Linked DNA regions of Homo sapiens: region 2 is linked to region 1. Evidence: read pairs that join two places in POLR2A ChIA-PET (ENCODE). Cell type or tissue: CD4-positive, alpha-beta T cell. All regions are shown on one strand. Links, peaks and the distances in the headings refer to the core of each region. The heading gives the core; the rest is flanking DNA. Region 1 holds the start of TUBB4A (tubulin beta 4A class IVa). Region 2 holds the start of ARHGEF18 (Rho/Rac guanine nucleotide exchange factor 18).

The links. Peaks named below come from ENCODE experiments on the same cell type or tissue, not always from the same donor. Only the 100,000 strongest peaks of a DNase experiment are listed, where the experiment ranks them.
Region 2: POLR2A ChIA-PET joins it to region 1 with 5 read pairs; 1 of 35 experiments calls an interaction of 5 or more read pairs at or near these places.

Annotation. Positions count from the first base shown.
Region 1 is chr19:6,494,545-6,510,215 of GRCh38, reverse strand. TUBB4A (tubulin beta 4A class IVa) reads left to right here and starts at 7,907. Exons shown (of 4, transcript NM_006087.4): 1 at 7,907-8,060; 2 at 8,593-8,701; 3 at 8,819-8,929; 4 at 13,995-15,671. The coding sequence starts at 8,004. The coding sequence ends at 15,052. RefSeq lists enhancers at 2,511-3,422, 5,384-5,523, a cis regulatory region at 5,029-5,506 and silencers at 7,651-7,920, 7,931-8,110, 8,281-8,390. In CD4-positive, alpha-beta T cell, for the core only: CTCF peaks have their summits at 7,801 and 8,027; DNase peaks (open chromatin) are centred at 7,985 and 8,401; H3K4me3 peaks cover 1,158 bases; H3K27me3 peaks cover 1,325 bases.
Region 2 is chr19:7,338,582-7,354,252 of GRCh38, reverse strand. ARHGEF18 (Rho/Rac guanine nucleotide exchange factor 18) reads right to left here and starts at 5,316. Exons shown (of 29, transcript NM_001367823.1): 1 at 5,012-5,316. RefSeq lists enhancers at 9,300-9,369, 12,842-12,911, 12,972-13,081. In CD4-positive, alpha-beta T cell, for the core only: no CTCF peak of the experiment used is centred there; DNase peaks (open chromatin) are centred at 7,662 and 8,572; H3K4me3 peaks cover 1,884 bases; H3K27ac peaks cover 1,862 bases.

The sequences.
Region 1 (15,671 bases), core at 6,434-8,933:
TCCTGCCTCAGTCTCCCAAAGTGCTGGGATTACAGACATAAGCCAACACACCTGGCTCAGGAAATCCTTCTAGTTTATTTACTTAATTATTTTAAATTAGGGACAGAGTCTCACTTTGTTGCCCAGGCTGGTCTTGAACTCCTGGCCTCAAGCGATCTTCCCTGCTTGGCCTCTTAAAGTGATTACCCGTGTGAGCCACTAGGAAATCCTTCTATTCTGAACATGCCTTCTTCGGGATGTACTGCATGGGGTATCTGGTGGCAGTAGGCCCAGCAAGGCCAGAGAATGCTCCATTGTCCCCCTCCCCACCCCTTCCAGCACCCCCCACCCCATAATTGGTCCCAACAGTGCCAGGCACGGCTTCCACAGAGCTTGTGTGTGTCCCTGGAGTTGGGAGGGCTTCTCTTAAGACTCATTCAGCATCCCTGTCTCAGAACAGTAACCGTTCCAACCCTCTGTCTCCCGCTGCCTCTAGCTGGAGAGGGCCCATGCTGGCTGTGTCAATGCCCAGGGCTGGGCTCCACCCTGGCAGAGGAAAAGGAAATCAGACTCTACCGTCTGGGTGGGGAGGTGGAAGGAGGGGCCGGGGAGAAGGGGTGGCAAGGACCTTGGGAAAAGGGCCAGTGACCCACAGGCCAAGTACACAAAGACAGCATACATTCCGATGCTGGAAGCTGACAGCACACATCAGAGCCAGCCGGGAACACCGGGCACCGTGGTGGGCAGACACATGACACGGAGAGGCCCAGGCCACGGAGCACGTGACAGTCACACGGCTGCCTCAACACCAGCAACATTTTCCTCCTGAAAGACAACTCACTGGATTGCCAGCCTTTTGGGTTTTTTTGTTTTTTTTTTCTTTTGACACAGAGTCTCGCTCTGACACCCAGACTGGAGTGCAGTGGCGCAATCTCAGCTCACTGCAACCTCCGCCTCACGGGTTAAAGCAATTCTCCTGCCTCAGCCTCCCTAGTAGCTAGGATTACAGGCACCTGCCATCATGCCCGGCTAATTCTTGTATTTTCAGTACAGACGGGGTTTCACCATGTTGGGCAGGCTGGTCTCAAACTCCTGGGCTCAAGCAATCCACGTACCTTGGCCTCCCGAAGTGCTTGGATTACAGGCATGAGCCACTGTACCCCGCCTCTTTTTTTTTTTTAAGATCAAATAACTGGATGGGCATGGTGGCTCACGTCTGTAATCCCAGTAATTTGGGAGGCCAAGGTGGGCAGATCACCTGAGGTGAGGAGTTTGAGACTAGCCTGGTGTGATGGCCAACATGGTGAAACCCCGTCTCTACTAAAAGTACAAAAATGAGCCGGGTGTGGTAGTGTGCATCTGTAATCCCAGGTACTCAGGAGGCTGAGGCAGGAGAATCACTTGAACCCAGAGGCAGAGGTTGTAGTGAGCCAAGATCATGCCACTGCACTCCAGCCTGGGTGACAGAGCAAGACTCTGCCTCAAAACAAAAAACAAAACAAAAAAAGTCAAATAACAAAGTAACTCCAACATCCTGTAGCGATAAAGAGCAGGGTCTTTGGACCTGGAATGCGGGGCTCTTTTGACTCTATTCCCAGCCTCAACAGTATGGGACAGTCAGGTGAGATACTCAACTTCCTTAGGCCTCCATTTTCTCATCTGTAGAATAGGCATAGAACAGCAACTACCTCCTAGGTTGTGGTTTCATCAGCTAAAAATATAAACAAGCTGGCCAGGTGCCATGGCTCACGCTTGTAATCCCAGCACATTGGCAGACCAGCCTGGCCAACATGGCGAAGCCCCATCTCTACTAAGAATACAAAAATTAGCCGGGCGTGGTGGTGGGCGCCTGTAGTTCCAGCTACTCAGGAGGCTGAGGCAGGAGAACCACTTGAACCCGGGAGGTGGAGGTTGTGATGAGCCGAGATCAGGCCACTGCACTCCAGCCTGGGTGACACAGTGAGACTCTGTCTCAAAAAGTAAATAAATAAGTAAAATATAAACAAGGCCAGGTGCAGTGGCTCATGCCTGTAATCCCAGCACTGGGAGGCCAAGGTGGAGGTTGCAATAAGCTGAGATAGGGCCACTGCACTGCAGCCTGGGAGACAGAGTGAGACTCCACCTAAAAAAATAATTATATATATATACACACACATATATATATACACACATATATATATACACACACACATATATATACACACACACACACACACAAGCTGACACAGCAAGCACTTGAAAACAAGATCTGGCCATAGATCTGGTCTACACAGCACTATTATTATTAATAATAGGCAGAGTGGGCCCTCTCTGTCCCCTCGGGGAGGATGAGGAGCTGGGGTGTATGTCAACAATTTCTCGAGGCTCACAGAGAGGGTGGAAACGTTGCCCCAGCCCCAGATGACAGGCAGATCACACCAACAAGGAGGCAGGCCTTTTCCTGGTTTTATGGACCTCAGAAAGAGAGATCAATTTTTTTTTTTCTTTTTGGAGAGAGGGTCTCTCTGTCACCCAGGCTGGAGTGCAGTGGTACAATCTCAGCTCACTGTAACCTCTGCCTTCTGGGTTCAAGTGATTCTCATGCCTCAGCCTCCTGAGTAGCTGGGACTGCAAGTGTGCGCACCATCATGCCCAGCTACTTTTTGTATTTTTAGTAAAGACAGGGGTTTCGCCATGTTGGCCAGGGCAGCCTTAAACACCTGGTCTTCAGTGATCTACCTGCCTCAACCTCCCAAAGTGCTGGGATTACAGGCATGAGCCACCACGCCCAGCCCACATAACTGCTTTTAAAGCTGGAAGAATCTTCAAACTTTCAGATATTCGTGAGCAAGATAAGAAGCACAGGGGCCGCGGCCGGGTGCGGTGGCTCACGCCTGAAATCCCAGCACTCTGGGAGGCTGAGGCTAGTGGATCACCTGAGGTTGGGAGTTCGAGACCACCCTGACCAACATGGAGAAACCCCGTCTCTACTAAAAATACAAAATTAGCCAGGTGTGTTGGCACATGCCTGTAATCCCAGCTACTCAGGAGGCTGAGGCAAGAGAATCCCTTGAACCTGGGAGGCAGAGGTTGCGGTGAGCCGGAGATCGCACCATTACACTCCAGCCTGGGCAACAAGAGCGAAACTCCGTCTCAAAAAAATAAAAAAGAAAAAAGAAGCATAGGGGCCAGGCGTGGTGGCTCACGCCTGTAATCCCAACACTTTGGGAGGCCGAGGCGAGTGGATCACCTGAGGTCAGGAGCTTGCGATCAGCCTGGCCAACATGGTGAAACCCTGTCCCTACCAATAATACAAAAATTTGCTGAGGGTGGTGGTGCACACCTGTAATCTCAGCTACTCAGGAGGCTGAGGCAGGAGAATCACTTGAACCCCGGAGTTAGAGGTTGCAGTGAGTTGAGATCGTGCCACTGCACTCCAGCCTGGACGACAAGAGCAAAACTCCGTCTCCAAAAAAAAAAGAAGTATAGGTGGGGAGGGGTTTTGGAGGGTTTTTGTTTTTTTTTTTTTTTTGAGATGGTGTCTCACTCTGTCGCCCAGGCTGGAGTGCAGTGGCGCAATCTCGGCTCACTGCAAGCTCCGCCTCCTGGGTTCACGCCATTCTCCTGCCTCAGCCTCCTGAGTAGCTGGGACTACAGGCGCCCACCACCACACCCAGCTAATTTTTTTTTTTTTGTATTTTTAGTAGAGATGGGGTTTCACCGTGTTAGCCAGGATGGTCTCGATCTCCTGACCTCGTGATCTGCCCAACTCGGCCTCCCAAAGTGCTGGGATTACAGGCGTGAGCCACCGCGGCCGGCCGTTTTTTAAAGCCACTGTTAGGTGTGGGTCAGAGAAACCTTAGGATGCCTTCAAGATTGTGCTGGAGCTGTAAAGAGTGCTAAGCCAAATTACTTTCCTATTGGAGCTATACTATGCGAGTAAATAAAAAATCATTTGCTGGCCAGGCGCAGTGGCTCACACCTATAATCCCAGCACCTTGGAAGGCCAAGGCAGTGTCTCACGTGTCCGTGTGAAGAGGCCACCAAACAGGCTTTGTGTGAGCAACAAGGCTGTTTATTTCACCTGGGTGCAGGCGGGCTGAGTGGGAAAAAGGAGTCAGCAAAGGGTGGTGGGATTATCATTGGTTCTTATAGGTTTTGGGAGAGGCGGTGGAGTTAGGAGCAATGTGTTGGGGGCAGGGGTGGATCTCACAAAGTACATTCTTGAGAGTGGGGAGAATTACAAAGAACCTTCTTAAGGGTGGGGGAGATTACAAAGTACATTGATCAGTTAGGGTGGGGCCGCAACAAATCACAATGGTGGAATGTCATCAGTTAAGGCTATTTTCACTTTTTTTGTGGATCTTCAGTTGCTTCAGGCCATCTGGATGTATACGAGCAGGTCATAGGGGTTACAATGGCTTAGCTTGGGCTCAGAGGCCTGACAGGAAGGAGGACCACTTGAGCCCAGGAGTTTGAGACCAGCCTGGGCAACATAGCGAGACCCTGTCTCTACAAAAAATGCAAAAATTAGCCAGGCCTGGTGGTGCCCACCTGTAGTCCCAGCTACTCAGGAGGCTGACGTGGGAGGATCACCAGAGCCTGGGAGGTCAAGGCTGCAGTGAGATATGATCACACCACTGTACTCCAGCCTGTGCAACAGGGTGAAACTGTCTCAAAAAAAAAAAAAAAAATGGCGGCCGGGTGCAGTGGCTCACGCCTGTAATCTCAGCACTTTGGGAGGCCAAGGTGAGGGGAATCACCTGAGGTCGGGAGTTCAAGACCAGCCTGACCAACATGGAGAAACCCTGTCTCTACTAAAAATACAAAATTAGCCGGGCGTGGCAGTGCATGCCTGTAATCCCAGCTACTCGGGAGGCCGAGGCAGGAGAATCGCTTGAACCCAAGAGGCGGAGGTTGAGATGAGCAGAGATTGCACCACTGCACTCCAGCCTGGGCAAGAAGAGCGAAACTCCATCTCAAAAAAAAAAATAGCTTGCTAAAAAGATAAAAACATACATACACACATACTAACTGAGTTGAGGGAGAGAGAGTATATAAGTCACAGAAGCTAAGGGATCGCCCCACCAAACCCATATAAGGTCTAGCCCCTCTGGAATTTATTCTGGCATCTAGTGTGAGCGAAGGGGCTAACACAAATTTTTTCCCAAAATAATTAACACAGGATTTCTCAGCCTCAACCCTGTTGACATTGGGCCTGCATCATTCTCTGGGGTGGGGCCGTCCTGTGCACTGAAGGGCTTTCAGCAGCATCTCTGGCCTCCACCCACTAGATGCCAGTAGTGCACACATAGTCTCACACACACATCCCCGCCCCCATCTGGGTACGACAACCAAAAATGTCTTCAGATATTGCCAAGTGTTCCCTGGGAAGGCAATATCACCGCTCCCCCGCCCCCCCGACACACACACACACACACACACACACACACACACACTCTCACACACACGCTGTTGAGAGCCACTGGTCAAATTTAGTGGTCATTGGGCAGGGCACGATGGCTCACATGTGTAAACCCAGCACTTTGGGAGGCTGAGGTGGGAGGATTGCTTGAGCTCAGGCGTTGGAGACCAGCCTGGGCAACATAGCAAGACCCCCATCTCCACAAAAAAATACAAAAATTACCCAGGCATATTGGTGCATGCCTGTAGTCCCAGCTACTCGGGAGGCTGAGGTGGGAGAATCACTTGAGCCCAGGAGTTCGAGGCTGCAGTGAGCCATGGCCATGCCACTGCACCCCAGCCTGGATGACAGGGCAAGAAATTAAAAAAAAAGAATTTGCTGGGCGCGGTGGCTCGCGCCTGTAATCCCAGCACTTTGGGAGGCCAAGGTGGGCAGGTCACGAGGTCAGGAGTTCGAGACCAGCCTGGCTAACATGGTGAAAGCCCGTCTCTACTAAAAATACAAAAATTAGCTGGTCATGGTGGTACGTACCTGTAATCTCAGCTACTGGGGCGGCTGAGCCAGGAGAATGGCTTGAACCCAGGAGGCAGAGGTTGCAGTGAGCCGAGATGGCACCACTGCACTCCAGCCTGGGTGACAGAGCAAGACTCTGTCAAAAAAAAAAAAAAAAAAAAAAAATTAGTGGCCATGGCAAATGTGAGGTCCCAACCACATGGCCAAGATGGCTTACCCCACCTCCCACCAGCAATACACCAAAGTCCTTGAGTGGGAAAGTCAAGGATGGGAGGCGAGGAGGAGACTTCCTGGGAGGGCGGGACTGGAGGCTGTCCAAGGAAGCAGCCCCAGGAGGCTTGACCTTCACATGAGGGGCAGCACAGGAAGTCCAGTCCAGCCTCTGATAATACTTAGACTCGAGAAAGATACAATTTATTGTTGACTCTGCAGGAGGGGAGACTATCGCCACCTTGTTAACTGGGTCATCGCATAATCAGACCCTGGAGGGTGGGCCTTCCTCACCACCCCAACTTGCAAATGTGAAATTCAGACACAGAGAGGAGCACCAGGGCAAGGTCATACACCTAATGCTACAGGAAATGCAGAGGCAAGGGAGATGGTGGGTAATAAATTATAATACTGAGCTGGGCGCAGTGGCTCATGCCTGGAATCCCAGCACTTTGGGAGGCTGAGGCAGGAGGATCTCTTGAGCTCAGGAGTTGGAGAGCAGCCTGGACAACATAGCGAGACCCCATCTCTACAAAAAATCTTGAAAATTAGCCAGGCGTGATGGCATGCACCTGCAGTCCCAGCTACTTGGGAGGCTGAGGTGAGAGGATTGCTTGAGCCCAGGACATTGAGGCTGCAGTGAGCTATGAGCATGCCACTGCACTACAGCCTGAGGGACAGAGCAAGACCCTGTCCGAAAATATATATATATAGGCCGGGCGCGTTGGCTCACGCCTGTAATCCCAGCACTTTGGGAGGCAGAGGTGGGCAGATGGCCTGAGGTCAGGAGTCTGAGACCAGCCTGAACAACATGGAGAAACTTTGTCTCTACTAAAAATACAAAAAAATTAGCCGGGCGTGGTGGCACATGCCTGTAATCCCAGCTACTCGGGAGGCTGAGGCAGGAGAATCGCTTGGACCTGGGAGGCTGAGGTTGTAGTGAGCCGAGATTGGGCCATTGCACTCCAGCCTGGGCGCCAAGAGCGAAACTCTGTCTCAAAAAAAAAAAAAAAAGGGTATAGATATAGATAAAGATAAATTACAATACTGGAGAGGAGGGGTGTTATTTTGGGAAAGCGAGGCAGCCCTGGGGACTCACTGTCCCCCTCCCAATATGAACCCAGCTGTCTTACTCCTCCACTCTCCTCCTTAGGCCAGGCTGGGGGTGACCCCACCTGGGACGAGCTCAATGCCCAGTAGAGGTGTACCAGGGGAGCCCACCAGCATCTGCACCCAATCATGGGAGGAAAATCGTGGTTTTACTATGCAGCTTCAGGACAAGCCCTCCAGGAACCTACCGCCCCCCACCCGCAAACCAGATCGCCGCTCCGGAGCCCCCAGCCCACTGGGAGGGCTCGCGGTTACTGCAAGGATTCTGGCGAATGAGGTCTAAATAGAATGAGAAGGGGGGCTGCGGACCGAGAAACTGAGGCAAGGCCTGGGGCGGGAGGGTGGAGGCTAAGGGGGAGGGGCAGGACTTCTCAGATGCCTGTTTACCAGGCGCTCCCCTCCCTTCCTCCGCCCAATTTCTGCGGGTGGCCAAGCCTGGCTGGGGGCTGGGACGGGGGAGACTGCACTGGTGGCTCCCTAAGGGGCCTCACCCCCAAGGCAGGGGTCGGAGCACGTGGCGTCCCGGACTTCTCTGGGAGGCCCCCTGGGGAGGGAGGTCCCTGCACCACCTCCCCCCACCCCAGCCCCCTCCATCATCCCGGGGCGGGACCAAGGGGCGGAGCGGGAGGGTGACCGGCCGTGACGCGTGCCCCGCCCGCTCATATAGCGGCTCCCGGGGGCGCAGGGACCGTGCTCCGCCGTCTCCGCCGCATCTTCCACCCTCGCCGCCGCCGCAGCTCCCCGCGCTCGTGCCACCGCCGCCGCGTCCACCCTCAGCGCCACCGCCATGCGGGAGATCGTGCACCTGCAGGCCGGCCAGTGCGGCAACCAGATCGGGGCCAAGGTGCTCGGGGAACGGGGCCCGGGGAGGCAGTGGCGGCCCCGGGGAGCACCGCGGGGTCGGTCCCCGGAGCACCCCGCAACCTGGGAGTCTTTGGAAAGGAATGAGGTCCCCAGGAGGCCAGCGCGCCCCAGGGGCCTTGGGGGAAGGGTCGCGGGGTGGGGGTGGCAGGGCCAGACTGGGAACAAAGAGGCTGCGGAGAGTGGGAGCCAGCCTTCTGTCCGCCTGTCACAGCTGGGCCCACAGCTGGGCCACTGTCCCCTCCTCACGCACAAAGAGCCCCGGTGCCTCCCCCGGGCTGCAGCCTGGGTGCGCTGGCACCAGCCGGCCCCGCTGGGTGCTGACTCGGCTGCACCCCGCCCCCACCGCTCCTTCTTGCTGCCTCATCCTCGCCCCGACACCATGCCTCTAGGTCCCCCGTTCACCTTGCTGGGGGAGAGGTGGCAGCTAGGGAGCTAGTTGGGGGCTGGGGGCAGTCCTCGGCTTGGCCACCGGCTTCCCCTCTCTCAACTCTTCCGACCACCTCTCTCTCTAGTTTTGGGAGGTTATCAGTGACGAACATGGCATCGACCCCACAGGCACATACCATGGGGACAGTGACCTGCAACTGGAGAGGATCAACGTGTACTACAACGAGGCCACAGGTAGGGCGAAGGAGGCACCTTCCAGGTGGGAAGGGGCAGCTGGGAGGGAACAGGATGCTACCGGGCGCCTGTGGTTCCTGGCACGCATCGAACTGCCCTCCATCTGTTTCCCTGCAGGAGGAAATTATGTCCCCAGAGCGGTGCTGGTGGACCTGGAACCCGGCACCATGGACTCTGTCCGTTCTGGCCCCTTCGGTCAGATCTTTCGGCCGGACAACTTCGTGTTTGGTGAGTCCCCCAGCAGGGAGCCAGAGGCTGGAAAACCTCCTTATTCCTGCTAACACCACAGAGTCAACAGCCACCACCGGGGCCCACAGACCAGAGATGGGGTGGACAGGGCACCAGGCACCAGCCCTGCATCCAGGGCTGTGATGAGGGGATGCTCAGGCCACTGTGAGAGCCCTGAGGAGGGCGGATACAGAGAAGGATTCAGGGAAGTCTTCCTGGAGGAGGTGGCATTTTAATTCAACGGTCTGAACCGGAACCAGACTGCCTGGGTGCACATCCCAATTCTGCCACTTCATGCATTCAACAAACAGTGAGCACTCACTGCATACCAGGCCCTGTTCTAGAAGCTGGAGATCCAGGTAAGAATCAAACAGCCGGAGCTCCCTCTCTGCCCCAGTGCAGCTCCCATTCTGGTAGAAGGTGATAGGCCACAAAGGAGATAAATAAGTAAAGCTCTGCCAGGGGTTGATTCAGATGGATAACTTAGGATGGGCTCCTCAGCCTTTCTGGGCCTCAAAAATCCTCTTTTTTTTTTTTTTTTCAGACAGGGTCTGTCTGTCCTGCTGTCACCCAGGCTAGAGTGCAGTGGCATGATCACGGCTCACTGTCACCTCCACCTCTGGGCACACGTGATCCTCTTGCCTCAGTCTCCCAAGTAGCTGGACCTACAGGCATGCACCACCACACCCAGCTAATTTTTTAGTTTTCTTTGTAGAGAGGTGGGTCTCTCTATGTTGCCCATGCTGGTCTCAAACTCCGGGACTCAAACGATCCACCCAACTCAGCTCCCAAAGTGCTGGATTACAAGCATGAGCCACCTTGCCCGGCCTCCTCGTCTTTAAAACAGGGATTTCACTGGGCATGGTGGTTCATGCCTATAAACCCAGGACTTTGGGAGGCTGAGTCAGGAAGAGAGCTTGAGGTCAGGAGTTCGAGACCAGCCTGGGCACCATGGTGAGACCCTGTCTCTACAAAAAGAAAAAAATTTTAATTAGCTGAGTGAGGTGGTGTGCACCTGTAGTCACAGCTACTCGTGAGGCTAAGGTAGGAGAATCACTTGAGCCTGGGAGGTTGAGGCTGCCATGAGCTATGATGGTGCCACTGCACTCCAGCCTGAGCGATGGTGTGAGACCCCATCTCTAAAAAAGATCAAATAAAACAGGGATTCTAAAATGCTATTAGAATTGTGAGGCTCAGGGTGGGCACGGTGGCTCACACCTGTAATCCCAGCACTTTGGGAGGCCGAGGCGGGTGGATCACCTGAGGTCGGGAGTTTGAGACCAGCCTGACTAACATGGAGAAACCCCATCTCTACTAAAAATAAAAAATTAGCCAGGCATGGTGGCACATGCCTGTAATCCCAGCTACTCGGGAGGCTGAGGCAAGAGAATTGCTTGAACGGCAGAGGTTGTGGTGAGCCAAGATCATGACACTGCACCCCAGCGTGGGCAACAAGAGTGAAACTTCGTCTCCAAAAAAAAAAAAAAATTGTGAAGCTTAAAGTCATGAATATGTGTAGAGTTTAGAACAATGCCTGACACAGAGAAAGAGGTAAATAAGCATTTGTCGTTGTTTTCATTACTATCTGCAGTCTAGAATGTGAGTAGGATTTGGACTGGCCAAAGGGCATGGAAGGGAGGAAAGATGTTTAAGACGGAGGCAACAGCATATGTGAAGATAGTGGGGTGTCCACACCCTGGGACAATCCTTCCGGGAAAGCTTTCCTGGCTCCAGCTGGCTGCATGTCCCCACCCTGGCTCCACCCGCCTCCAATACTCCCAGCATGTAAGACGTGCTAAATGCAGGACCTGTCCTGCCTCTCTGAATCTTTTCCGCAACTCGCCTCTTACTTCCATTTTACAGGTGAGAAAACAGAGGCACAGAGACGTTAGGTCACTTGCAGAAAGTCACACTGCAAGCCACTGGGGCTGTCAGGAGCCAGAGGAGAGGGTCTGACTACTAGGTCCACGCTTTTTTTTTTTTTTGAGACGGAGTCTCCGTTGCCCAGGCTGGAGTGCAGTGACGCAACCTCCACCTCCCAGATTCAAGCGATTCTCCTGCCTCACGAGTAGCTGGGACTACAGGCATGCATCACCACACCTAGCTAATTTTTTGTATTTTTAATAGTGACGGGGTTTCGCCATGTTGGCCAGGCTGGTCTCCTATTCCTGACCTCTCAGGTGATCTGCCTGCCTCTGCTTCCCAAAGTGCTGGGATTACAGGCATGAGCAACCGCGCCTGGTCTGAGCCCACACTTTTAATGCTCCTCCCACCCCCTGGCCACCCAGAGGCCATAGAATCTCTTGGCCCAACTGTAAGCCCTCTGGTCCTCCTGAAATCACTCACACCATTTGGCCAATCTCATTTCATCTTGATTTCACCCAGCCATTTCCCAAGGACCTATGATGGGCCACGGCCACAAAACTGCATCATTATGTTTTGAAATCTTCCAACAGATCAGAAAGGGGAAGTCACTTGTCCAAGGTCACACAGTTTGTCTTGTCAGTCCCGAGAATCTGCAGTCTAAACCACCAGGCTCGGGAGGAGGAGGGAGGGGGTGACCAGAGGTGGCTTCTCTGAGGATGTGGCATTGAGCTGAGACCTGAAGGAAGTGAGGAAAAAGTCAGGTGAATACCTGGGGGGAAAGCATTCTAAGCAGCCAAGCCACTAGTGCAAAGGCCCCAGGGCAGGACCACACCTGGAAAGCTGGAGTAACAGCTGCGGCTGAAGCAGAGTGAGGGAGGGGATGGGGCAGGTCCGGCAGGGCCTTGTGGCCTGCAGGGAGGATTTGGGCTTTGACCCCAAGGTAGGTGGGAGCCATGGAGGGCTGTAGGCAGAGGAGGGACGGGACCTGACTTACTTGCTCTCAGGTGTCCTCTCGTGGGTACTGTGGAGAGGACAGACTGGGTGATAAGGGTAGGAGCCAGGGGACCAGGACAGAGGGAATTGAACTTATCCAGGAGGGTGATGCTGGAGCTGAACTAAGGTGGAGACAGATGAGGGGTGAAAGAAAACGTTAGCTGTTCACAGTAATACCGGCCAATATTCTTTTTTTTATTCCATTTTTTTTTTTTTTGAGACAAAGTCTCACTCTGTCGCCCAGGCTGGAGTGCAGTGGCGCGATCTCGGCTCACTGCAAGCTCCACCTCCTGGGTTCACGCCATTCTCCTGCCTCAGCCTCCCGAGTAGCTGAGACTACAGGCACCCACCACCACATCCAGCTAATTTTTTCTATTTTTAGTAGAGACGGGGTTTCACCGTGTTAGCCGGGATAGTCTTGATCTCCTGACCTCGCTATCCGCCCGCCTCGGCCTCCCAAAGTGCTGGGTTTACAAGCGTGAGCCACCACGCCTGGCCAATATTCTTCTTTTTTTTTTTTTTTTTTTTTGAGACGGAGTCTTGCTGTCGCCCAGGCTGGAGTGCAGTGGCACGATCTCGGCTCACTGCAGGCTCAGCCTCCCGAGTAGCTGGGACTACAGGCGCCCGCCACCTCGCCCGGCTAATTTTTTGTATTTTCAGTAGAGACAGGGTTTCACTGTGTTAGCCAGGATGGTCTCGATCTCCTAACCTCGCAATCTGCCCGCCTCGGCCTCCCTAAGTGCTGGATTACAGGCATGAGCCACTGCGCCTGGCCAATATTCTAATACTGATTCTTTTCCTCCGGGAGCTTGCATTCCACAGTGAGCTTGCAGACAATAAACATGATTAACAAGAAAACACAGGCCAAGCATGGTGGCTCACGCCTGTAATCCCAGCACTTTAGGAGGCCATGGCAGGTGGATTGCTCCAGCTCAGGAGTTCAAGAACAGCCTGGGCAACATGTCGAAACCCCACCTCTACAAAAAAAAGATACAAAAATTAGCCAGATCTGGTAGCATAAGCCTGTAGTCCCAGCTACTCAAAAGGCTGGGGCAGGAGGATCACTTGAACCTGGGAAGTCAAGGCTGCAGTGAGCCATGATTGCACCTCTGTACTCCAGCCTGGGCAACATACCAAGACCCTGCCTGAAAATGATATTATTATTAATAATGATGTTAAATATTAATCTTTTTATTGTTATTATTTATTTGTTTTAGAGACAGGGTCTTGCTCTGTCTCCCAGGCTGCAATGGTGTGATCATAGCTCACTGCAGCCTCCAACTCCTGGGCTCAAGCAATCTCCCACCTGAGCCCCCCTAGTAACTGGTACTACAGGTGTGCCACCACCATGACTGGCTAATTTATATATATATATATATATATATATATATATATATATATATTTTTTTTTTTTTTTTTTTTTTTTTTTTTTTGTAGAGACATGGCCTCACTAGGTTGCCCAGGCTAGTCTTGAACTGCTGGGCTCAAGCAATCCTCCCACCTCTGCCTCCCAAAGTGTTAGGATTACAGGCATGAGCCACTGTGCCCAGTCTTGGTTTTTTTTTAGGCAGGGGGCGGGGGAGTGTTTTGTGTGTATGTGTGTTTTTGAGATGGAGTCTCACTCCGTCACCCAGGCTGGAATGCAGTGGCTCAATCTTGGCTACCTGCAGCCTCCTCCTCCCAGGTTCAAGCAATTCTCTTGCCTCAGCCTCCCGAGTAGCCAGGGACTACGATCGCTCACCAGCACACCTGGCTATAATTGTTATTATTTATTATTATTATTATTATTATTATTTTGAGACGGAGTCTCGCTCTGTTGCCCAGGCTGCAGTGCAGTGGCACAATGTCGGCTCACTGCAAGTTCCGCCTCCTGGGTTCACGCCATTCTCCTGCCTCAGCCTCCCGAGTAGCTAGGACTACAGGCGCCCGCCACCACTCCCGGCTAATTTTTTTTGTAATTTTAGTAGAGACGGGGTTTCACCGTGTTAGCCAGGATGGTCTCGATCTCCTGACCTCGTGATCCGCCCACCTCGGCCTCCCAAAGTGCTGGGATTACAGGTGTGAGCCACCGCACCCGGCTATTTGTTATTATTTTTGATAGTTACTAGTATTCAACTACTAGAGGCCCTCCAGGTGGTGGAGAGACAGAGTCAAGGGTTGGGGCTCCCCATAACTGCATGTGTGTCCCCTCCCCTTCCCTCTCTAGGCCAATCCGGAGCCGGCAACAACTGGGCAAAGGGGCACTACACGGAGGGCGCAGAGCTGGTGGACGCTGTCCTGGACGTAGTCCGGAAGGAGGCCGAGAGCTGCGACTGCCTTCAGGGCTTCCAGCTGACCCACTCGCTGGGGGGTGGCACGGGGTCCGGAATGGGCACGCTGCTCATCAGTAAGATCCGCGAGGAGTTCCCAGACCGCATCATGAACACCTTCAGCGTGGTGCCCTCGCCCAAAGTGTCAGACACGGTGGTGGAGCCCTACAACGCCACGCTGTCTGTGCACCAGCTGGTGGAGAATACGGATGAGACCTACTGCATCGACAACGAGGCACTCTACGACATCTGTTTCCGCACCCTCAAGCTGACCACCCCCACCTACGGGGACCTCAACCACCTGGTGTCGGCCACCATGAGCGGGGTCACCACCTGCCTGCGCTTCCCGGGCCAGCTGAACGCCGACCTGCGCAAGCTGGCCGTCAACATGGTTCCCTTTCCTCGCCTGCACTTCTTCATGCCCGGCTTCGCACCCCTGACCAGCCGGGGCAGCCAGCAGTACCGGGCCCTGACGGTGCCCGAGCTCACCCAGCAGATGTTCGATGCCAAGAACATGATGGCGGCGTGCGACCCGCGCCACGGCCGCTACCTGACCGTGGCCGCCGTGTTCCGGGGCCGCATGTCCATGAAGGAGGTGGACGAGCAGATGCTGAGCGTGCAGAGCAAGAACAGCAGCTACTTCGTGGAGTGGATCCCCAACAACGTGAAGACGGCCGTGTGCGACATCCCGCCCCGCGGCCTGAAGATGGCCGCGACCTTCATCGGCAACAGCACGGCCATCCAGGAGCTGTTCAAGCGCATCTCCGAGCAGTTCACGGCCATGTTCCGGCGCAAGGCCTTCTTGCACTGGTACACGGGCGAGGGCATGGACGAGATGGAGTTCACCGAGGCCGAGAGCAACATGAATGACCTGGTATCTGAGTACCAGCAGTACCAGGACGCCACGGCCGAGGAGGGCGAGTTCGAGGAGGAGGCGGAGGAGGAGGTGGCCTAGGCTGCTCCCATCGCTTCCCACCTGTCCCCTCGAGGCTTCTGACCTTTGATCCGCTAGGCCCCCCATCTCTGAACCCTAGAGCCCCGCTTTCCCTCCAAGGCTGACTCCCCGCTGACCCTAACAATACCTTTGGAGCTCGCTTTACCTCTGGCTACTTCATCTCCGACCCTGGCTCCCCTTTGAGCCCTAATTTATCTTTAACCCCCTTGAGCTCTTCCAACCTTGACATTCCCAGGAGGAGCCCCGCTTCACCCCTTCTGACTCTGGAAACCGCACCTTTAACTTTGCAGACCTTCCTTCACCCCTGACTTCTGCTTCACCTTTGACCTCTGCCCCCCATGAATCCCATTTTACCTCTAGACCTATAAGTTCTGGTTTATGTTTGACCCCTCCCTCTGAGCTGCACTTCACCGCTGACCTTGCCTCACCTTTAACCCCCCACCTGAGCCCCAGCTCCTACCTCTGACCCCAACTTCTCTTTGATCTCTGAATCCCCTCTGACTCCAACTTCTCTTTCACCCTCTATGAGTCCCATTTTACTTCTACACCTGCAAGTCCTGGTTTATATTGGACCCCTCCCTCCGAGCTGCAGTTCACCTTTGACCTTGCCTCACCTTTC
Region 2 (15,671 bases), core at 7,376-9,875, 840 kb before region 1:
CTCGAACCCGTTGGCTCAAGCAATCCTCTTGCCTCAGACTCCTGAGTAGCTGGGAATGTACATGCATGCTATCACACTTGGCTATTTTTTTTACTTTTTTCTTTTTTGTAGGGATGGGGTCTTCTATGTTGCCCAGGCTGGTCTCAAACTCCGAGCTTCAAGTGACCCTCCTGGCTCAGCCTCCAAAGTTTTGGGATTACAGGCGTGAGCCATGGCACCCAGCCAAATCTCACTTTAAAAATACAACAGGGATATCTATTTCTTTTCTTTTTCTTTCTTTCTTTTTTTTTTTTTTAGACAGAGTCTTGCTCTGTCACCCAGACTGGAGTGCAGTGGCTGATCTCAGCTCACTGCAACCTCCAACCTCCACCTCCTAGATTCAAGCGATTCTCCTGCCTCAGCCTCCCTAGTAGCTGGGATCACAGGCGTGCACCACCATGCCCAGCTAATTTTTGTATTTGTAGTAGAGGCAGGGTTTTGCCATGTTGGCCAGACTGGTCTTGAACTCCTAACCTCAGGTGATCCTCCCACCTCGGCCTCCGAAAGTACTGGGATTACAGGTGTGAGCCACCACACCTGGCTAAATCTCACTTTAAAAAAATACAACAGGGATATCTATTTCTTTTTCTTTTTCTTTTCTTTTCTTTTTCTTTTTTTTTTTTGAGATGGAGTTTCACTTTTGTTGCTGAGGCTGGAATGCAATGGCGCAATCTCGGCTCACTGCAACCTCTGCCTCCCGGGTTCAAGTGATTCTCCTGCCTCAGCCTCTCAAGTAGCTGGGATTACAGGCGCCCGCTACCATGCCTGGCTAATTTTTTGTATTCTTAGTAGAGATAGGGCTTTGCCATATTGGCCAGGCTGGTCTCGAACTCCTGACCTCAGGTGATCCAACCACCTCAGCCTCCCAAAGTGCTGAGATTACAGGCGTGAGCCACTGCACCCAGCTGGAATATGTATTTCTAATGATGGCAGGCTAGCTTATTGCAGATTTATTCTCCCACCAAGAACAAATAGAAAAGCTGGACAAAATTGGAAGAGTGAAAAACCACCCTTGCTTGGAAGGCATTGGCAGTCAGAGTTGGAAGAATCACGGCCCTGGAAAGAAAGGAAACCTAGGGGCCAGGCGCGGTGGCTCACACCTGTAATCCCAGCACTTTGGGAAGCCGAGGTGGGCAACTCACTGGAGGTCAGGAGTTCGAGACCAGCCTGGCCAACATGGTGAAACCCCGTCTGTACTAAAAATACAAAATTAGCCAGGCATGGTGGTGGATGCCTGTAATCCCAGCTATTCAGGAGGCTGAGGCAGGAGAATCGCTTGAACCTGGGAGGCAGAGGTTGTGATGAGCCAAGATCATGCCACTGCACTCCAGCTTGGATGACAGAGCAAGAGTCTATGTCAAAAAAAAAAAAAAAAAAAAAAGGCCAGGCACGGCGACTCACACCTGTAATTCCAGCACTTTGGGAGGCCGAGGTGGGCGGATCATGAGGTCAGGAGATCGAGACCATCCTGGCTAACACTGTGAAACCCCGTCTCTACTGAAAATACAAAAAAATAGCCGGGCGTGGTGGCAGGCACCTGTATTCCCAGCTACTCGGGAGGCTGAGGCAGGAGAATGGCGTGAACCTGGGAGGTGGAGCTTGCAGTGAGCCCAGATCATGCCACTGCACGACAGCCTGGGTGACAGAGTGAGATTCCATCTCAAAAAAAAAAAAAAAAAAAAGGAAACCTAGGAAAGTGAGAAGGACATAATGTAATGCTTTTCCCTCACAAACAAGTTGTTGATTTGAACACAGTTCTTGAGTGAGTGGGAGGCAGACCAGAAAAAGCCTGAGAACCTGAATGTAGCTCTTAGCAATCTTATGTTGGGGAAATAAACATTGGAATTCAGGGCCCAAAAAGAGGAGGTGATTGCCACCCCTAAAAGACTACACCCTAGGAGCAAGGAGGGACCAGACATAGACTAGCCCTCACCGAGAGCAAAATCCATCTTCAAGTCAGCATAGGTCACAATCAGATTAAAGTGATCTTTCCTTTCTCTAACTGCCTGCCCAAAGCAAAAATAAACGCTCTATGGAGGAAAATGACACCATAAAGAGACACAAATTATCCCTATAGTTTTTCACAAACAAGGCCTGGCATTTAATCAGACTACCAGGCATACTAGAAGACAGAACCTCATGACCAAAAAACAAGAAGAAACACAGACAATAGCAACAGCCCTACAGGAGATAAAGATGCTAGAATTAAAAATACAACAGGCCAGGTGCAGTGGCTTACATCTGTAATCCCAGCACTTTGGGAGGCCAAGGCAGGTGGATCACCTGAGGTCAGGAATTCAAGACCAGCCTGGGTAACATGGTGAAACCCTGTCTCTACTAAAACTACTAAAATTAGCCAGGTGTGGTGGTATGCATTTATAATCCCAGCTACTCAGGAGGCTGAGGCAGGAGAACTGCTTGAACCCAGGAGGTGGAGGTTGCAGTGAGCTGAGACTGTGCCACTGCACTCCAGCCTGGGCAACTCTGTCTCAGAAAAAAAAAAAAAAAAGAGAGAGAGAGAGAGGCAGAGAGAAAATACAGTAGCATATGATACAGGGATGGCTGGATGGGATCCTTAAGAAGTCCACTCTAGCTGGGCACAGTGGGTCATGCCTGTAATCCCAGCACTTTGGGAGGCTGAGGTGGGGGGATCACAAGGTCAGGAGATCAAGACCATCCTGGCTAACACGGTGAAACCCCGTCTCTATTAAAAATACATAAAATTAGCCGGGCATGGTGGCGGGCGCCTGTAGTCCCAGCTACTTGGGAGGCTGAGGCAGGAGAATGGCGTGAACCCGGGAGGTGGAGCTTGCAGTGAGCCGAGATCGTGCCACTGCACTCCAGCCTGGGCAATAGAACAAGACTCCATCTCAAAACAAACAAACAAACAAACAAACAAACAAACAAAAGAAGTCCACTCTAGCAGACTTGCTTACAGATTGAGATCCACCATGGGTATGACCCAGAACATTTCAGAAGATGGTGGGACTGCTCAGGAAGGAAGGCCTGGGGACAAGGTCAGTATGAAGGCATAGGTGAGGCTGACAATGTTTTCTGATCTATTACGTGCCAGACACTGCACTAAGATCTCACAGACCAAACTTCATAAAGGCTGAGCGAGGTGGTTCATGCCTGTAATCCCAGCACTTTGGGAGGCCAAGGCAGGCAGATCACCTGAGGTCAGGAGTTCAAGACCAGCCTAACCAATATGGTGAAACCCTGTCTCTACTAAAAATACAAAAATTAGCTGGGCATGGAGGCGTGTGCCTGTAATCCCAGCTACTTGGGAGGCTGAGGCAGGAGAATTGCTTAAACCCGAGAGGCGGAGGTTGCAGTGAGCTGAGATTGCACCAATGTACTCCAGCCTGGGCGATAGAGCAAGATTCTATCTCCAACACACACACACACACACACACACACACACACACACACACACACACACACACCCACCCCAAAAAACTCAACAGCCTTTTAACAGATGAGCAAACGAAAGCTCAGAGCAGTTAAGTCATTTGCCCAAGGCCACATAGAGGCCAGGGAACTGGGATTTGAACGCCCAGCTGTCCAACACAGTCACCATGTCATCTACAACAGTATCGAGCATCAACATATGCCCATCCCTTTGTCATGGGCTAGGGGATGCCCAGGGAGGCATGGGAGACAGCCCAGACCAGAAGCACCGACGTGTTTGCAGTTGCCATCTACTGGTTCTTCAAGGCATAATGAAAAGGCTGCCTCTACCAAGCAGCCCTCCCAGAGTGACTCCCAGTCACAGCAAGGGAGTTGAAATGTGGCTGATTATGAGGGCAACCCTTTCCTGACCTCCTTTGGTTGTCATGTTCTTTTCTCAGAACTGCAGGTGACCTGGCCTTGGAGCATCAGCCCCCAGCGTCACTTCCTAGCTCCATCCTCTCTGGCCCCAGCTGTCCACTCTAGCTCAATTCACTCCCTCCTGGTTCTGGGGCCACCTTCCTAGACCTCAGGGTGCCTGAAGCCTGCCCTGCAGCATTGGGGGCTGGCAGGAAACAACAGACTGGGTGTGCCCAGCAGAAACCGCAGCCTTCCTCCCCCACCCCTCCCAGTCCCAGGCAGGCGGTGGTGCAGGAGGTCCCCCTAAGAAGGGGCCACGAGAGGAGACAGGGGATGTCTCCCAAGGGGGAGAACCCTCACCTGGAGGAAGGCTGCCTGGGTGGAGGGATGTGCTCTCTGGATGATTTCAGATCAGGACAAGACCCTTCTCAGGGCTGGTTGTCAGCCATCAGCCTTAAGTGTGAGTTTGTTTTGACAGTGGATTCAGAATCTGCAACAGGGAGGTTCTTGGGGGGCCCGGAATCTGCAGTTTAAGATGCAAAGGGCACCTGAGCCTTTGCCCCAGCTCCCCCATTCATTCTCTGTCTCCTGTCTCCACGCAGGAGGGCCTTGGCTACAAGGAGCTCTATCGTCCTTTCTTTGCTTTTCTTTTTCTTTTCTTTGTTTTGAGACTGAGAGGCTCACTTCAACCTCTACCTCCCGGGTTCAAGCCATTCTCCTGCCTCAGCCTCCCGAGTAGCTGAGATTACAGCTGCCCGCCACCACGCCTGGCTAATTTTTGTATTTTTAGTAGAGACGGGGTTTCACCATGTTGGCCGGGCTGGTCTCCAACTCTTGACCTCAAGTGATCCGCCCTCCTCAGCCTCCCAAAGTGCTAGGATTACAGGTGTGAGCCACCGCGCCCGGCCTCCACCCTCCTTTCTTACCTAGCAGCCCCTCAAGGATCCCCGTCCCCTGGGGTGACCTCTTATGACCACAGATCTCTGCACAATGAACGCAAGGGTCAAACAGCTTCCCCCACCCACTCAGGAAGCAAGTTGACTGCAAGGGGGAGAGAAACAGTGATGTATGTCTGCTCGCTGTCCCCCTAGACTTCCCAGACCCCACTGCCACTCTGTCCCGATGGGTCCATCTCTCTCCACTTCCCAGGATAAGTACTTACCAGATAGAGCTCAGTTCTTCAACCTGCAGGCACCTAGCCTGGCTAACAGCTCCTGCAGCTCCCATGACCTACGGCCAGCGTTTCGAGCTGGCCCAAGGGAACCGCTGGCTGGGTAGAGCCTGGGATAACCACAGAATGACCCAATAGCACCTCGACTTCCTCTTTCTCAACTGCCTGCCTGCATGCTTGCCACTCTGCTCCCAGCTGCAGGCCAATCTAGGGGCCTAAAAAGAGCCCAGAGGATGGGGGTTCTGGAGGCAGAGAGCCCTGCTCCCACCCCTCAGCCCTGCGCATGCAGGTGTCTTGAGGAGGAGGGGTGGGGAGCTGGAGGGAGGCCCAGCGTCCTCAACCCCCACCCCAGCAGCTTCCTGTGGAACCAACTGCTGAAGAGGAACAGGGTGTGGGGGCCTCACCCAGGCACATGGGTGTATAGACAGCAACATATAGGGACGTGCAGGTCATGTGTATCCGTAGAGACTCAGGCACCCAGACACACACCAGCATGGTGGGTACACACAGAGAGACAGAAACACACGTGGCTACATTGTTACATGGGTACCTGGAAGCTGGCGGAACAACATGGTGTGCTGGTAACGTTTAACAACCACCTCTCCGATTTGTAGCCATTGCCAATTCTCCTGGTGTAAATACCCCCAGCATGGCCGATTTCACCTACCAGTGTGATGTCACCGAGTGTGGAGTTGATAGGAAATGCTCAGATTTGGCTTTTTTTAGAAAACAACAACAACAACAACAAAAAACTGTTTATTTTATTTTTAGAGATAGGGTCTCATTCTGTCATCCAGTCTGGAGTGCAGTGGAAAAATCATAGCTCACTGCAGCCTCAATCTCTTGGGCTCAAGTGATCCTTCTGCTTCAGCCTCCTGAGTAGTTGGGATTACAGGCACATGCCACCATGCCTGGCTAAGTTTTTTGTTTACAGATAATTTATGTATAATTTATATATACTTTATATATAATTATATATGGATTATATATAGACTTATATATAATTTATATATAATTTTTTATATATAATTTTTCTTTTGAGACAGGCTCTCACTCTGTCATCCAGGCTGGAGTGCAGTGGGGGTGATTTTGGTTCATTGCAACCTCCATCCCCTGGGCTCAAGTGATCCTCCCACCTCCGCCTCCTGAGTAGCTGGGACCACAGGCACACATCACCACGCCTGGCTATTTTTTTTTGGTTTGTATTTTTAGTACAGACAGGGTCTCACCATATTGCCCAGGCTGGTCTCGAACTCCTGGGCTCAAGCAATCCTCCCACCTTGGCCTCCCAAAGTGCTGGGATTAGAGGCACGAGACATGGCGCCCAGCCTAAGTTAATTTTTTTTTTTTGTAGAGACAGGGATTTTATTATGTTTCCCAGGCTGGTCTCAAACTCCTGGGCTCAAGCAGTCCACCCGCCTTGGCCTCCCAAAGTGCTGGGATTACAGGCATGAGCCATGATGCTCCACTAAACTTGGCTCTTGGGCTGGCTTCAGCCTGTCACTGGAGTGAGTACTCTACAAAAAATTTAAAACTTCGCCACATTTGGTGGTGCCTGCCTGCAGTCCCAGCCGCTCCGGAGGCTGAGGCGGGGAGGCTCACTTGAGCCCAGGTGTTCAAAGCTGCAGTGACCTATAATTGTGCCACCGTACTCCAGCCTGGGTGACAGAGTGAAATCCCATTTTTTTTAAAGAAAGTTAAAATGGTAAATTTTACGTTATGCCTATTTTACCACATTTAAATTAATCACTTTAACATTATTTTTGCTGCATTTTCCATAATCTATGCTTTTTTTCCTTTTCCTTTTTTTTTTTTTTTTTTTTTTTTTTTTTTTTTTGAGATGGAGTCTTGCTCTGTTGCCCGGGCTGGAGTGCAGTGGTGCAATCTCAGCTCACTGCAACCTCTGCCTCCTGGGTTCAAGTGATTCTCCTGCCTCAGCCTCCCAGGTAGCTGGGATTATAGGTGACCCCCACCACACCAGGCTAATTTTTGTATTTTTAGTAGAGACGGGATTTCACTATGTTGGCCAGGCTGGTCTCGAACTCCGGACCTCAGAGGATTCGCCCACCTCAGCCTCCGGAAGTGCTGGGGTTACAGGTGTGAGCCACCACACCTGGCCTCATAATCTATGCTTTTGATGTTGCTTTTGTGTATGGAACCTGTTTGGTAGAAATACTGTATAATGGTTTGCTGCTGTCCATATCTTTCTGACTCACTGTTCGGTGGCATCACTTGAAATTGGCTGTGGCGAGAGTATTTACACCATGAGGACTGGCAATGCTATAAATCAGTGCTCTCCACTGGAGAGGTTCAACATTTACCAGCACACTACTGCACAGCGGTGCACACAGATGGTTTTGGGATACTGCACAATCACACTTCACACATGGTCACACATAGGCACAGGGACTCACAGAGGCAGATACAAGTGTGCACAACTACATGTAGGAGCCACCCCACACACAGAGGACACGAGACACATGCACGTGCACAACAGAGCACAACAGCGCTGCACAACAGGGCTGCAGGCTCCTGGAACACAAAGCTCAAGGACACACCCAGAGGACACACAAGGATACGCAAACACAGACACGTGTGCTCATGGGCACAACTTCACACAGGAGCATGCAGTGTCATGTGGACATGCAGAATGGGCATGCAGACACACATACACAACAAACACCCCGACACACATGTGGACTCACAGCCACAGTCACACAGAACACTCACACACACACACACACACACACACACACACGAGCAGATGCTGCTGGCCAGGCGCGGTGGCTCATGCCTATAATCTCAGCACTTTGGGAGGCCGAGGCAGGTGGATCACCTGAGGTCGGGAGTTTGAGTCCAGCCTGGCCAACGTGGTGAAAACCCATTTCTACTAAAAATATAAACATTAGCCGGGTGTGGTGGCATGTGCCTGTAATCCCAGCTACTCGGGAGGCTGAGGCAGGAGAATGGCTTGAACCCGGGAGGCGGAGGTTGCCGTGAGCCAAGATCATGCCACTGCACTCCAGCCTGGGCAACAGAGTGAGATTCCATCTTAAACAACAAACAAAAACAAAACAACAACAACAAAAAAGAGCAGATGCTGGCCACCTCTGAGAACACCTCTGGAGACACTGACTTGCACACCGGTTGCCACGGGACCACTCAAAATCACTAACACACAGACCCGGAAAGCCCTCACCACAAACACTCACTGGCCCATAGCGCCGCGCTTGTCCCTGGGGACACAGGTGGGGCCATCCCCAGAATCACACCAACGAGACACACACAGAACACAAGGAGACACAGATATACACAGATTTGCACACACCCATTCTGTAACCAGTTGATTATTTCTTTCAGGCAACATGCATTTATCGAGCACCTACTGTATGCCAGGCACTGTGGCAGGTGTGGGATCACGGTGAACAAGACAGACACAAACCCCCGCCCTGCAGGAGCTCCAGCTGGGGGAGGCAAACAGTGAATCAGGAAACACACCTAGGAGATAAATTCAGGTGCTGTGAATTGCCGCAACAGGAAGTAAACAGAGTGATGCGATAGAGTGGGTGGGGGAGGTTGATGCTTTAGCTGGGAAGGTCAGGGAAGGCCATTTGAGCTGAGATCTGTAAGCTCAGAAGAAGTCAGGCATATAAATCAATGTCTAGCTGGGCGTGGGGGCTCACGCCTGTAATCCCAGCACTTTGGGAGGCCGAGGCGGGTGGATCACGTGAGGTCAGTAGTTCAAGACCAGCCTGGCCAACATGGGGAAACCCCATCTCTTCTAAAAATACAAAAATTAGCCGGGTGTGGTGGCGTCTGTCTGTAATCCCAGCTACTCGGGACACAGAGGCAGGAGAATTACTTGAATCTGGGAGGCAGAGGCTGCAGTGAGCCGAGATTGTGCCACCCTACTCCCACCTGGGTGATAGAGTGAGAAAAAAAAAATCTAGGGGAAAGTTATTCTGGGTGGTAAAAACTGCCAGGGCAAAGGCTTGGAGGCAAGACTGAGCTTGGGGTGTTTGAGGAACAGAAGGAAGCAGGTGTGGCTGGAGCCAGGCGGAGGAGGACTGTCACAGGACCCAAAGTGCTGGGATTACAAATACGACACACCGCACCTGCCCTTTTCTCCCACTTTTGATAGAGACATAGCAGAGTGAAATATTTCTGTGCTGTAGAAATACTCTGTGCTGTTTGGGAGTACCGTCCACACTTCCTGTCCACGCTTCCCCACTCTCTGAACCCTGGCCTCTGTCCCCACTGCGCCCCGGACACCTGATATTGGCCTTAAGGCCGAATGCAGAGGCCACCCCTCGGCTGTGCACACCTGGCTCCCTTCCTTCCCCTCCACCACCCCGTCCAGCCCGCAGGGAGGGCCACCACCTGCTCTACCCTTTACTGCTTGCGTTGGTGGGAAAAGACACATAACATAACATTTACCCTTTTACCTTTTTTGTTTGTTTGTTTTTGAGACGGAGTCTCGCTCTGCTGCCCAGGCTGGAGTGCAGTGGCACGATCTCGGCTCACCGCAACCCCCGCCTCCCAGGTTCAAGCAATTCTCCTGCCTCAGCCTCCTGAGTAGCTGGGATTACAGGCACCTGCCACGACACCTGGCTAATGTTTTGTAGTTTTAGTAGAGATGGGGTTTCATCCTGTTGGCCAGGCTGGTCTCGAACTCCTGACCTCAAGAGATCTGCCCACCTCGGCCTCTCAAAGTACTGGGATTACAGGCGTGAGCCACCGTGCCTGGCCTTAACCATTTTTTTAAATTTAAAAAATGATTTTTAAAATGTGTATACATTTAAGGAGTATAAAGGCAACTTTGTTACATGGATAGATTGCGCAGCAGGAAGCCTGGGCTTTAGTGTAACCATCGCCCAAGTAATGTACATTGTAGCCATTAAGTCATTTCTCATCCCTTACCCCTCCCGCCCTTCCTCCTTTACCCCTTCCGGGTCTCCACTGTCTAAAATTCCGCACTATGACCACGTATACACATGATTTAATTCCCGCTTATAAGTGAGAACATGCGGTATTTGACTTTCTATTTCTGAACTGTTTTACTTAAGATGATAACAGCCTACAGTTCCATTCATATTGCTGCAAAAGACATGATTAATTCTATATTTTAACCCTTTGTTTTTGTTTGTTTGTTTGTTTGTTTTTGAGACAGGGTCTTTGTCACCTGGACTGGAGTGCAGTGGTGGGATCACAACTCACTGCAGCCTCAATGTCCCAGGCTCAAACAATCCTCCTGCCTCAGCCTCCCGAGTAGCTGGGACTACAGGTGCGTGCCACCATGAGCGGGTAATTTTTAATTATTTTTTGTACAGAAGGGGTCTCATTATGTTGCCCAGGCTGGTCTTAAACTCCTAGACTCAAGCAATCCTCCCATCTCAGCCTCCCAAAGTGTTGGGATTACAGGCATTAGCCACTGCCCCCAGCCCATTTTAACCTTTTTTTTTTTTTTTTTTTTTTTTTTGAGACAGAGTTTCTCTCTTGTTGCTCAGGCTGGGATGCAATGGCGCAATCTCTGCTCACTGCAACCTCCACCTCCTGGGTTCACGCGATTCCCCTGCCTCAGCCTCCCAAGTAGCTAGGATTACAGGCACCTGCCACCATGCCCAGCTAATTTTGTATTTTCAGTAGAGACAGGGTTTCACCATGTTGGCCAGGCTGGTCTCAAACTTCTGATGTCAGGTGATCCACCCACCTCGGCCTCCCAAAGTGCTGGGATTACGGGCGTGAGCCACCGCCCCTGGCCCTTGTTAACCATTTCTAAGTGCACAGTTCAGTGGCATTAAATGCATTCGCATTGTTGTGCAATCATCTCCAGCACTTTCTCATCTCCAAACTGAAACTCTGTCCCCATGAAACCCTCGCTCCCCATCTCCCTCCCCAGCCCCTGGCACCCACCATTCTGCTTTCTGTCTCTGTCAATCTAGTGACGGTAGGGACCTCCTATAAGTGGAATCACACAGGATTTGTCCTACTGTGCCTGGTTTCTTTCACCCAGCGTAATGTCTTTAAGGTCCATCCATGTCAGCAGGTGTCAGAATTTCCTTCTTTTTGCATCTGAATCATATTCCATTGGTGGATAATTGGGTTATTTCTATCTTTTGGTAATTGTGAATCATGCTGCTAAGAACATGGGTGTATAGGCTGGGCGTGGTGGCTCACGCCTGTAATCCCAGCACTTTGGGAGGCCAAGGCGGGTGGATCACGAGGTCAAGAGATCGAGACCATTCTGGCCAACATGGTGAAACCCCGTCTCTACTAAAAGTACAAAAATTAGCTGGGCGTGGTGGCGCTCGCCTGTAGTCCCAGCTACTTGGGAGGCTAAGGCAGGAGAATTGCTTGAACCCGGGAGGCGGAGGTTGCAGTGAGCCGAGATCGCGCCACTGCACTCCAGCCTGGGCGACAGAGCGAGACTCCATCTCAAAAAAAAAAAAAAAAGAACATGGGTGTATAAACATTTGTTTTGAGTCCCTGCTTTCAACATTTGGGTATGTACCGCTGGAGAGATTTTTTTTCCTTCCTTCCTTCCTTCCTTCCTTCCTTCCTTCTTCTTTTGTGGTGTTGTTTGTTTGTTTCTGAGACAGAGTCTCACTGTGTTTCCCAGGCTGGAGTGCAGTGGCGTGATCTCGGCTCACTGCACTGCAACCTCCGCATCCCGGGTTCAAGCGATTCTCCTGCCTCAGCCGCCCGAATAGCTGGGGATTATAGGCATGTGCCACCACACCTGGATAATTTTTGTATATTTAGTAGAAACAGAGTTTCACCATGTTGGCCAGACTGACCTCAAACTCCTGGCCTCAAGTGATCCACCTGCCTCGGCCTCCCAAAGTGCTGAGATTGCAGATGTGAGCCATCACGTCCAGCAGAATATATGCAATAGAACACAGGTCAGCAAAGTATAACCTTTAGGCCAAGTTTAACCCAATGCTTACTTTTGTAAATAAAGTTTTTATTCTTGTTTTCTGAGAGACAGGGTCTCATTCTGTCACCCAGGCTGGAGTACAGTGGTGTGATCATAGCTCACTGCAGCCTCGACTTCCCAAGCTCAAGCCAGCCTCCCTCCTCATCCTCTGGAGTAGCTGCGACCACAGGCATACAACACCGCGCCTTGCTATTTTATTTTATTTTTGTCCTTTTGAGACAGAGTCTTACCCTATTGCCCAGTCTGGAGTGCAATGGCGCAGTCTTGGCTCATTGCAACCTCCGGCTCCTGGGTTCAAGAGATTCTCCTGCCTCAGCCTCCCAAGTAGCTGGGATTACAGGCATGTACCACAATACGTGGCTAATTTTTTTTTTTTTTTGTATTTTTAGTGGAGATGGGGTTTCACCATGTTGGTCAGGCTGGTTTTGAACTCTTGACCTCAGGTGATCCACCCACCTCGGCTTCCCAAAGTGCTGGGATTACAGGCATGAGTCACCCTGCCCGGCCTTATTTTATTTTTTGTAGAGACAGGGTCTCGCTATATTGCTCAGGCTGATCTCAAACTCCTGGGCTCAAGTGATCCTCCCACCTCGGCCTCCCAAAATGCTGGAATTACAGGCATCAGCCGCCCCTGGAGGGTTTTAAGCAGGGGCCTGTGAACCTATTTTGCTTTCAGCTTTAAAAGATGCCTTGGCCAGGTGCGGTGGCTCATGCCTGTAATCCTAGCACTCTGGGAGGCCGAGGCAGGCGGATCGTGAGGTCAGGAGTTCAAGGCCAGCCTGGCCAATATGGTGAAACCCCGTCTCTATTAAAAATCCAAAAATTAGCCGGGCATGGTAGCACACGCCTGTAGTCTCAGCTACTCGGGAGACTGAGGCAGGAGAATCGCTTGAACCTGGGAGCCAGAGATAGCAGTGAGCCAAGATCGTACCACTGCAATCCAGCCTAGTGACTCCATCTCAAACAACAACAACAAAAAGCCTTTTTCTTCCAGCCTTAGCTGCTATCATGGAGATGGCCACGTGGGGGCAGCACTTCCCCATGGCTTCTCCTCTGGCCAGAAAGACCACAGAAAGCAAAACAGGAAAAAAAACCGACCCTTGTGGAAAGCCGGAAGGCTTACAGGGGCCAGGCAGCAGCCTGAGTTAGTGAGGGCCATGGGGTGTGAGACACGGGTTTGCCCTTCCTTCTACCACGCTTATTTTTTTCTTGGAGTAGTCTCACTGTGTTGGCCAGGCTGGTCTCAAACTCCTGGCCTCAAGTGATCCTTCCTCCTCGGCCTCCCAAAGTGCCGGGATTACAAATGTGAGTCACCACACCTGGCCTTTTCTCCCACTTTTGACAGAGACGTGGCAGAGTGAAATATTCCTGTGCTGCAGAAAACAACATAATTTCAGTTGGGTTAAAGATGAAATGTGAACAATAAACCAATACAGATCATAGAAGGAATTTACAAGGCTATTTTTACAATTGAGGGTTGAAAACATGCTTTTTTTGAAATTGTTGTGTGTGTGTTTTAACTAAGACAGAAAACCCAGAAGCTATGAATGAAACCACAGAAATACTTAATACATAAAAATCTATATAAACGTGGCCGGGTGCAGTGGCTGATGCCTGTAATCCCAGCACTTGGGGAGGCTGAGGCAGGTGGATCACTTGAGGCCAGGAGTTAGAGACCAGCCTGGCCAACATGCAGAAACCTTGTCTCTACTAAAAATACAAAAATTAACTGGGTGTGGTGGTGGGCACCTATAATTGCAGCTACTCGGAAGGCTGAGGCAGGAGAATCACTTGAACCCTGGTGGCAGAGGTTTCAGTGAGCTGAGATCTCACCACCACACTCCAGCCTGGGTGACAGAACAAGACCCTGTCTCAAAAACAAAACAGAACAAAACAAAACGAAACAAACAAAAAACTATATAAACATCTGTTAAAAATCTTATAATAAAAATAAATATAACTAACAGAATAATTTTATAAATTATCAGGGAAGTATATACAAAAGCAATAAAGAAAGATGAATTGGTTGCCTGAGAAGGGTTGGTACCTTTATATGCAAAGAGATTTCACACATTGATAAGAAAAAAACACAACAGAAATAGAAAATTAAGAATTTGGGGCCGGGCTTGGTGGCTCATGCCTGTAATCCCAGCACTTTGGGAGGCTGAGGCAGGTGGATCAGTTGAGGTCAGGAGTTCGAGACCAGACTGGCCAACATGGTGAAAATTAGCTGGGCAGGTGGTGGGCACCTACAGACCCAGCTACTTGGGAGGCTGAGGCAGGAGAATCGCTTGAACCTGGGAGGCAGAGGTTGCGTCAGTGAGCTGAGATCGCGCCATTGCACTCCAGCCTGGGCAACAGAGGGAGACTCTGTCTCAAAAAAAAAAAAAGAAGAAGAAAAAGCAAGAAAAGAAAAAAAGAGAAAGAAAGGGTGTGAACAGGCATGTCTCAGAAAAGCACAGACGGGAGCCAAAGAATGATGAAAATATAGTTCCCAGAAGCCCAGAGAGTGCGAATTTCAGGGAGCTGTTCACTTCATATCTAAGAGTGCGGCAATAGCAACCACCAAAAGGAATGTATCTGATTATCATCTTACTGTAGTTGAAATTATATTGGAAATTAGAACATGTATTTATGAAATTCTACAGTCTTAATTTGTCTACATGATTTCTAATATTTTCTTTTTTCTTTTCTTTTCTTTCTTCTTTTTTTTGGGGGGGTCGGGGGACAGGGTCTCCCTCTGTCACCCAGGCTGGAGTGCAATGGCACAATTTCAGCCCACGGTAACCTCAACCTCTCAGGGGCTTAAGCGATCTTCCCACCTTAGCCTCCTGAGTAGCTGGACAACAGGTGGCCACCTCAAGTGGCATTTCTTTTTCTTTCTTTCTTTTTTATTTTTCTTTGAGAGGGAGTCTCTGTCTCCCAGCAGTGGCACAATCTCGGCTCACTGCAACCTCTGCCTCCCAGATTCAAGCGATTCTCCTGCCTCAGCCTCCCGAGTAGCTGGGACTACAAGTGCGTGCCACCACGCCCAGTTAATTTTTGTATTTTTAAAGACAGGTTTTCACCATGTTGGCCAGGATGGTCTCAATCTCTTGACCTCGTGGTCCTCCCACCTTGGCCTCCCAAAGTGCTGGGATTACAGGCGTGAGCCACTGCACCCGGCCAAATTGTATATTTTCTTGGCAATTATGAATAATATCACTACAAACATTTATGTCAAGACTTCAATGTGAATATGCTTTCATTTATCTTGGTAAAATACATAGGAATAGAATTTCTGGGTGCTATGACAAATGTATATTTAGCGTTGTAAGAAACATTTTAACTGTTTCTTTTGTCTTTTCTTTTTTTGTGATAGAGTCTTCGTCTGTCACCCAGGCTGAAGTGCAATAGCACGATCTCGGCTCACTGCAACCTCTGCCTCCCTGGTTCAAGTGATTCTCCTGCCTCAGCTTCCTGAGTAGCTGGAATTACAGGCGCATGCCACCATGCCCAGCTAATTTTTGTGTTTTTAGTAGAGACGGGGTTTCGCCGTGTTGGCCAGGCTGGTCTCAAACTCCTGACCTCAAGTGATCCTCCAGCCTCGGCCTCTCAAAGTGCTGGGATTACAGGCATGAGCCACTGCACCCAGCTGGACTGTTCTTCTTTATTCTTCTTTTGGTCCTCTTTCAGTTCTCTCCCTCTCTGTCTCTGTCTCTCTCTCTCCGTGTG